Regions from separate parts of the Mus musculus genome. Here region 2 is linked to region 1. A link is a contact called in ENCODE Hi-C data. All regions are on one chromosome and are shown on one strand. The core of a region is the stretch at or near the end of the contact, and the rest is flanking DNA. Distances in the headings are between cores, read along the strand shown. Region 1 holds the start of Parp14 (poly (ADP-ribose) polymerase family, member 14). Region 2 holds the start of Wdr5b (WD repeat domain 5B).

The links. Hi-C counts contacts between places; a loop is a spot of excess contacts on that map.
Region 2: a map of heart shows a loop between it and region 1 (2.5-fold over the local background). The contact joins the promoter of Wdr5b here to the promoter of Parp14 in region 1. A Hi-C loop is called at or near these places in 5 of 37 maps with a recorded cell type or tissue (gastrocnemius, heart, mature B cell and 1 more).

Annotation. Positions count from the first base shown.
Region 1 is chr16:35,869,325-35,873,770 of GRCm38, forward strand. It overlaps Parp14 (poly (ADP-ribose) polymerase family, member 14), which reads right to left and starts at 2,058. Exons shown (of 17, transcript NM_001039530.3): 1 at 1,843-2,058. The coding sequence starts at 2,029.
Region 2 is chr16:36,038,714-36,043,467 of GRCm38, forward strand. Wdr5b (WD repeat domain 5B) reads left to right here and starts at 2,477. Exons shown (of 1, transcript NM_027113.2): 1 at 2,477-4,261. The coding sequence starts at 2,800. The coding sequence ends at 3,786.

The DNA.
Region 1 (4,446 bases), core at 808-3,307:
TAGAGAGACATTCTAGTCACCCTAAAGACTGCCTCCTCAACAGGGTTAAATTTTAATAGATTTTGAGTCTTCTCTGTTGCAAGTGAAACCAGAGGGATGGCCTGGAGCAGCCTGGGGGGCTGTGGGCTAGGAGCCCTGTAGGGAGAAAGCCAAGCAGAGATCCTGCGACTGGTGAATTTCATTGTGAGCCCAGCCCTTCAGGGCGGAGTCACCTGGCCAGCCCCGGGGTCTGCTGTAAAGGCTAAAACTGGAATTGTATTATCACAATTATTTTTCCGTGCTGTGTATTTCAGTATAGTACCAATATCTTAGATAGTCTCTCAGTCCCTCTGTTTTGTTGGTTTGATGGTCTAGATAAACAACAGATTTTTTTTAATGTTTAGCATGTTCGGGTCTCGTCAGAGGGCTGGTGGTACACAATCCTTATTCAGTCGACACTCACTGTACTACAGTGTCTAGGGTGGAGCTGGAGATGTCTAGTTACCCCGACCTCTCTGTGACCAGGATGCCAGTAATCTGCACCCCTACCATGTGACCCTCATTTGAGGACAGTGACATTCTAGAGAAAAGCGCTCTCCATACGGGTCATGTCTGCTGGGATACTGACAGCTGGAATCAAACTGGGACCCCTCTACTGTGGTTCTCAACCTGTGGGTCACAACCCCTTAGGATCTAATGATCTTTTCCTGGGGATTAGGTTCTGGTTCATAATAGTAAGCAAAATTACAGTTATGAAGTAGCAACAAAAATAATTTTGTGGTTGGGGTCACCTCAACCTGAGGAACTGTGTTAAAGGTCTGCAGCATTAGGAAGGTTGAGAATCACTGATCTAGGAAAAGTGAAAAATGAGATTCTCACTTTACTAGCTAGCTGCCCATTGAGGGCTCCCTTGTGAAATCAAACCTGTGTTTTCCGGAAGGGATCAGAGCTAAGCAGGTCTCTTGTGCCCTCCTACCCAGGCTTCCTGAAACCCTGTGTTACACCTTTCTCTTGTTTTCATTTTTTTTTTTTTTTTTCCTTCTTGGGTCTTTGCTGGGCTGTTACCTTGCCCACTGCCCGGTCTCCTCAGCCTCCTTTCCTCTCCTCTGGCCCAAATGTTCCCTCCATCCTGCACTCTGAGGATGACCCTGGTCTGCAAAATCTCTGATATTAACACATGGTGGCTTTCCAGAAGTCACAGATCTGGGACTTCCATTCACCCACCTGAGCGAGAAATGAAGGCTGGGCCTCCTTTGCAGAAGGCCAATAGAGGTGGGGAACATTCAACTGCTTAACTGTTCAGGAACCTTCCAGAGATGAGGGAACACCCCCAGTCCCTATCCCAACCTGGGTTCCAAGCTTACAGCCACCTCAGATCATCTTGGGGCTGAAGGACGAGGTAGGAACAAGACACCACCACCCATTACCCACCCCTGCCCTGTCCCTCCCTCCTCCACTGAGGCACAAGAGCTCTAGGGCTTTTCACTTCTCAAGCTCATCTCCCTAAGAACCCTGCGGTGCTAGCGGACCCTGGACTCCTCCCGTTTCTTAATTCTTTTCCTGCCCCACCTGAATAATAAAAACAGGACAGTTAAAACAACAAACAAGGGCTGGAGAGATGGCTCAGCCGTGAAAGGCTAGGCTCACAACCAAACAACAAACAAACGAACACGGGAAGGTCCACAGATTGCTTCAGGGAGCGACTGGGAAAGCAAGGGGAACGCCACTCCCGGTTGCGCTCGCCACGCAGATTCTGCCTCCAGGATCTCCCGCACCGAACGAGCTGCAGCCGAGGGCTAGACCTGGCACCCATGGTCCCAAACCCCGCGCGAGGCGACCCTCCCCGACCTTCGCGCCCCTCACCATCCTCCGGGGAGAAGAGCACCCGGAAGCGTGCTGGGTTCCCCGGCTCCGGGACGACCTCGCACTCCCCTCCTCCGGATTTCTTCCGGCTCTGGAAGTACACTTGCAACTTGTTGATCAAGTTCTTTGGGGGGTCGGGGCCCCAAGAGCCCTCGACCAGCAGCGGGAAGGAACCCGACGCTGCCATCCTGACTGAACTAGGAAGCGGCGACTGCTGGGTCGTCCAAAACTGCTCAGAGTTTTAACATTGAGATAACTTCTTTCGCTTTCATTTCCTGGAAATCCCTCCCCGTCCTTAGTTTCTATCTTCACCTCGCTATCCCAGGATTGGAATAGTGCAACAACAACAACAACAACAACAACAACAACAACAACACACACACACACACACACACACACAGAGCTACCACCCACCCACCCCCAGGCACTTTGTTCTCCTGCTCTCAACAGAAGCCAGTCAATCCTCCACCCGAGCTCTAGCCTCCAGGCCACCTCCTTAGCAGCTCCAGAGCTGGGCCCCGCCCGCACTCCACCTGAGCTACAGCTGAGCCCTGCTCCATCACTAGGATAGTTTCTGCATACCTGAAAACCCACGCTGTATAAGAGAAGGAAAACGATCCTCTCAGGATGCTCCCTGCTCACTTGGGGGACCACCCGAGGGCATCTGACCTGACTTTCCTGCTTCAGAATTCTGTTTTCTCATCTGTGCATACTTTGTGTTTACAAACTCCCAGTATTGAGGAACGCGTGCTGGCGTCCATGCTTTCTGGGTGTTCAACGGAGGGACACAGGTATGGGGACACAGGAGACGGTCGACAACTCTAGGGAGAAATACACAGGTGTTGGAGCAGAAGAGCATGGGCTCCCAGCCCAATTATGGAAAGATCAGGTAGCACTTCTGGGCAAGGGACGTGCTACCCGAGAGCCTAAGAACTACTAAGAAATGACCTTAGATGGTGGGTCTCTGGGGCTTTGTGGTTCACTTACACAAAATAACTTAGGCTGCTGCATGGTGGCTGAGTTCGACAGGAGTGAGAGAAAGCCAGGCTGACCTGGGTGCTCAGGAGAGGGCTCTGGTCCCGCTACTGGTCTAGGGCTCTTGGGGCTCCGACACCCGCCTCCCCCATTCCCCCTCCTAGGAAGAACGTGATGGCCTCTAAGCTGCCTTTGGAGACAAGATTGGCCGAAAGATATGAACAGTTCATCCAGGAGTGGTCCAAGCAACAGGAGTGAGGTGCGCCTACTGTGACCGGGATAAGAAGAGACTGGGAATCTGTATATCCTTAACGCGTGATGAGCGAATATTTGGGATACGCATTAAAGCAGGCTTTGCCGGTCCAGGGCTAGAGTATGGTGACCCCCTCGGGGCCCCTGGTAACACTATCTGATGGAGAACAGGGACGATGGGGAGTCTGAAGAGGACCGAGGTCTGAAAAAAAGGAAGGAAGCCGAGGCAGCACTCAGAGCTTCCCCCCTCCCCCCCCCCTTTTTTTTTTTTTTTTCTAGACAGGGTTTCTCTGTATAGCCCTGGCTGTCCTGGAACTCACTTTGTAGACCAGGCTGGCCTCGAACTGCCTCTGCCTCCCAGTGGTGCTGGGATTAAAGGCATGTGCCACCACCGCCTGGCAATTTTTTTTTTCCCAGATCTTTCCAAAACTTTGAATGGACAGGAAGACCCAGGAGTCAAGCAGCCGGGTGAGGGATGGGGGTTTGGGCTCAGAAAGTTGATATTTTGTTTCTTGGAGTTAAATATTTTTGAAAACAGAAAAGTTCTCGATATGGGCAAATGTTGGTACAAAGAGGGATGTGGGAGATATTGGTGGTGTCAGCCAGGACATCCCAGGCGCCAGCAGCTAGGCATTGTAAATGAAAGCCGTGAACCGGGGCTGGAGGTGGGAGTATCTAGGCAATTTTAACGGTTTTTTACAGATAGGTCCCATTTCTCTGTAGATGGTAATCAGACCGATCGCACAACCCAGTGTGAGACTTGAGAAAATCTTGGTAACGCTGAAAGGCTTCTGAAGGCACAATAACCAAAAATTAAATCAAAATCAACTACATAGCATTCCGTTGCTTACCGGTGCTATCTCCTGGCACCACTGAAGCCTGTGTTCTGAGCACACATGTGCACTTTTGCACATATAAAATCTTCACACCAGACAATACCAGTAAACACTCTCTGAAACACTCAGCTCAGATGAGAGACTATGATATGGATCACAGTTTTTAATGTATACAATGTTTCTGTTCTTAAAAAAAAAAAAACTTAATGTCTTAGTAATAGAAAGCAGACTTTTAATATGTTCCTGCTGTCATTTGTCAACATGACAAGTTAGTCTATCTTTGGATCGTACCATGTTAGAATGCTTGATTTTAAAAATTGCTACTTCAGGGCTGGTGAGAAGGCTCAGTGGGTAAGAGCACCCAACTGCTCTTCCGAAGGTCCGGAGTTCAAATCCCAGCAACCACGTGGTGGCTCACAACCATCTGTAACAAGATCTGACTCCCTCTTCTGGAGTGTCTGAAGACAGCTACAGTGTACTTACATATAATAAATAAATAAATCTTTAAAAAAAATTGCTACTTCAGAGGCTGGAGAGCTGG
Region 2 (4,754 bases), core at 1,227-3,726, 170 kb after region 1:
TGAAGTTTATGAAAAACATTTTCACACCAGGAGTCTGTGACATCAAAGCAGTAAGGAAGAGGAAAAGCTGCTGGTTTATTCTGCAAGTAGCACACACTGCAGTGCATTTGATACAAGTTTTGTTACTGTACGTCCACCTGAGGTGGGAGCCCAGTGGCTAGGCTGTTGAGGTTTCCGGTTTTCACATATTATATATATTGCAGAAGAATGCTTTTTTTATTCCTCTAGGCTTATAAAACAAATGAAAAGAAAAAGTTGGTATATTCTTTACTCTGACAGTTTCACTCCTTGTGAGGTTTACTGGCCCAGTATTTTTGTGAAAAGAACTTTAAATCAAAACAGCTTCAGTTTCTGTGAACTCTTGTTTCATATCCAATACAAAAATTGTGGACTCTATAGATTTACTACAAAGCTTGAATGATTTTTTGTCTACTATTCACCTCCGTATGGGTGTGTGTGTGTGTGTGTGTTTGTGTGTGTGTGTGTGACAGTATTTTTAGGTGAGGTTCTCATGAAGCCCAGGCTAGCTTTAACTCCTTTGTAGCTGTTAAGTTTGAACTGGCCCCCCATGCTTCCAATGCGGAGTGGTGAAATTATAGGTAGGCACCACCACACGCAACTCTTGAGTGCTGCTGAGAGCCGAATTTGCAGCTTTGAGAATTTTAGGCAAATATTCTGCTTTTTGATCCATAATTCCAACTTGACCCACATTTGAAAATTACAGAGTATACATGCTCGTTTGTGATTGCAGTGTTTGCAGAGTGTTTACACATCTCTACCCATATTCCCTTAGCCCAAGCAAGTCAGTGAAGTCCAGAACAGGGACTGTAATAAGGAACACTGGCTTTCAACAATTTGAACTATGTAGGTAAGGAGAAATAAAACACAAAAGACCAGTGTTGAGGACAAAATAGTGCAGGGCTCGGGGGGAGTGGTGTGGGCAGCAAGCTATAAGCATGTGGTTTTACAAGGATAGCACGATATGTGTGTGTGTGTGTGTGCGTGCGCGCGCGCGCGCGGGAGCGCAGCTTTTTAAAGCTACTCAGTTACAGGCGGTGCTCAGTCCTTCCTGTTTAGTCTGAATAGGTTTTCCAGATTGGGTAGAGGCTTGGGAACTGGATTTCTACTCCCAAAAGCTGCTTTGAGGAAACCAGTTAAAACAGTCCAGATAGGAGTAATCTTCGAAGACCATATAAGTCTGGCACATGTTTCTTTTTTTTTTTTTAAATGGTTTTTTAAAGGAGAAACAGATTTTTGATTTTTTTTTTTTTCAGTGAACAAAGCAAAACCTAGAGGTCCCCTTACGCGAAGGGTAGCTTGTTGTAAAAGGAAGAAATGCGGGCTGGTGAGATGGCTCAGTGGTTGAGAGCACCCGGAGTTCAAATCCCAGCAACCATATGGTGGCTCACAACCATCTGTAAGAAGATCTGATGCCCTCTTCTGTAGTGTCTGAAGACAGCTACAGTGTACTTACATATTATAAATAAATCTTTTTTTTTTTTTTTTTTAAAGGAAGACATGCTACTGCTTAGGAGCTCAGGATCCTGCTCTGCTTGCTGCCATTTAGGATTACTATTTCCTGGTGAACACTGTCACCAAATCTCCTTCCTGAGAGCTAAGCAGATCCTAGTAATTTGTTAGGACAGTTTGTTAATATTAGACCATGAGTAACGACAAACAGTTTTACTTACAGCCTTTTCTTTTTGGGAGTCCCCAATGCTATTTATACACAAGGTATCCTACACATCAAAAAGTGCGTTTTACCCTTCAAAGTTCAAGTCATGTCTTAATCCTACCAACGTACCAAGTCTGCGCATCTTTTGTCCCTCGTGCTTGTGTGTGTAGTGAACTAAAGGTCCATCACCATCCTGGTTTAGCTCCTAGGTTGTACCCATTATATCCTTTTGGTTTTCTAGTCATTAGAAAAATATATATTTACTTGAAATAAAGCCTAAAATTTGTTATTCAATGTGCTTTAGGTGAGTTAATAAAAATGGAAAGTTTTTGAATTGATGATATAATCTCTATATCAGAAGTCACCGTAGTCCAGGCTTCAGATGTAGTTCAGTGGTTAAGATCATTGGCAGTTCTCCAGAGGACCTTCCAGCACCTACAGGCAGCTCACAACCATCTGTAACTCCATTTCCAGGATGATGGGACTCCTGACCCTGAGGGTAGGTATTGCATTCGCAAAGTACACACACAGGCAGCTATTATTATTATAATCTTGGCAGCTAAACTCAGTCGGGGTGGGTGTGGACAGAGGTACCCTCAATATGCACAGCCTTCATGAAGTGCCTGCTGCGCCCTTTCCTGCACCCAGCTCTCTCAGGGAAAAAAACCGGGTTCAGTGTCAACTTCCTGTCCTGGAGAACCGGAAGAAAATGCATGTCTCCTTCGGCGCGTGCGCAGCCTGGCAGGATGCGTACCTAGCGTCGTCCTGGGCTCTACTTGAGCCTCTCATAAATCCTGTTTTGTGTGACGTCATCTGTTGCTTGAGGTTCCCAGACATTTTGGAGCTGCGGAGGGCGTGGAAGAGGAAAGGTGCAGCCCCGAACCCCCGCGGATCGGCCTAGTCCTTTGACAGCATCTGACACGAGTACGGATCCCAGGATCACTGTGATCCGTGATGCTATAGAAGAAAGCAAGACGGGGAGTGGTTCAAACTTCGTTGCTGACTGGGAACGGACCTTATAGAGGAGCCCATGTTACAATCAAAACCATCCGCCTTCCAACCGCAAGTTTTAACTTCTGTAAGTTTCAGGGCGGGAAGCCCGCGCAAATTATAGAGCCGGATCTATGGCGACCGAGCATCTGCCAGCAGAGAGAGCACAGTCACTTCTCTCTGCCCCCCGGCGCGAGGAAGAGCCGCAGAAACCCAACTATGCTCTCAGACTTACTCTTGCGGGGCACTCGGCGGCCATATCATCAGTTAAATTTAGTCCTAATGGCGAATGGCTAGCGAGTTCTGCAGCTGATGCACTAATTATAATTTGGGGAGCATACGATGGGAATTGTAAGAAAACACTCTATGGTCACAGTCTGGAAATATCAGATGTTGCCTGGTCTTCAGATTCTAGTCGTCTAGTTTCAGCCTCAGATGATAAGACTCTAAAGGTATGGGATATGAGATCTGGAAAATGTCTGAAAACACTGAAGGGGCACAGCGATTTCGTCTTCTGTTGTGACTTCAACCCACCATCCAACCTCATCGTTTCGGGCTCTTTTGATGAGAGTGTGAAAATATGGGAAGTAAAAACAGGAAAATGCCTCAAGACTTTGTCTGCACATTCGGACCCCATTTCTGCCGTAAATTTTAATTGTAATGGGTCCTTGATAGTGTCCGGGAGCTATGATGGGCTTTGTAGAATTTGGGATGCTGCGTCAGGCCAGTGTTTAAGGACACTTGCTGATGAAGGCAACCCTCCAGTGTCTTTTGTAAAATTTTCTCCAAATGGTAAATACATTCTCACTGCAACTTTGGACAATACTCTTAAACTGTGGGATTACAGCAGGGGCAGATGCCTGAAGACATACACTGGTCATAAGAATGAGAAATACTGCCTATTTGCCAGTTTCTCGGTTACTGGTAGAAAGTGGGTTGTGTCTGGTTCAGAGGACAACATGGTTTACATCTGGAATCTTCAGACTAAAGAGATTGTACAGAGGTTGCAAGGTCACACAGATGTGGTGATCTCAGCAGCCTGTCACCCTACAAAAAACATCATCGCATCAGCAGCACTAGAAAATGACAAGACAATTAAAGTGTGGTCGAGTGACTGCTGAAGTCTCTGGCAGGCGATGAGGAAAGCCAAGTTAGACACAAAATCCAAAGGATGGTCTCTCTGGATTCTGGCAAAGCTTAAACTGTCCTTGAGTCTGAATCATCTTACTTTGCAAAGTGAGACCCTTGTAAAAACAGGTCTAGGACTTAGGGCTTGTGAATCCTAGTCTTGAGGCCTGCTAGGAATCTCCTGTGCTCACCCCTGGACAGAGCCTCATTCTTTCACTGGCTTTCCCAGGGGGGTAAGGTTTTTGGAATATCTGGAAAGGTGACACAACAGGATGACCCAGGGGAGGAGGGACGTGTAGCCTCTGGTTTGGGAGGTCATTAAGGGCAGTGACATTAGGGAGGCAATGAGAGGATTGGAGACATTTTACATGTCACTTGTATATTTTTGTTATTCAATATGATTGGGCATCAAATTGCCAAATTAATCTGTCAAGTTGGGGACAATAAATCATGGTCCGGTTTGTTCTATGAATGATAAACTATCCAACACATACAACACACACAGTGCTTTTTGATGATAAATATGAAAGTGACAAAAATCAAAGCATTTGATACCTAAAATGAAGCAAAGGCAGAAAGTACATATAGCTAGACAGCATATGGACCATTAGATTTCTGAAGCCATAGGCAGCGTTCCATCATATGTGCGTCTCCGTAAGTTCCCAGACAGTGGCACGTGGTACCTTTAAAGTTACAGCTGTTAACTGAGAGCTCTCGTGTCTGATGGCTAGAATGTCGTGTCATGTTAGCTCTCGGGAGGCGTGTGAGAGTCAGTGAAGTGTTAACAGCAGAAACTACCCGCATACCAGACACCTTGCTAGCCTAAGGACAAGCTAATGGAGATGTACTGATCTAAGTGGTTACTTTCCAACACTTAGAAGTACAGGCATGGCGTTTTCCTAAGTACAAAATGTAATACCCTGAGGGTAGGAAAGGGACTGATTGGGAGCCAAGCCATGAA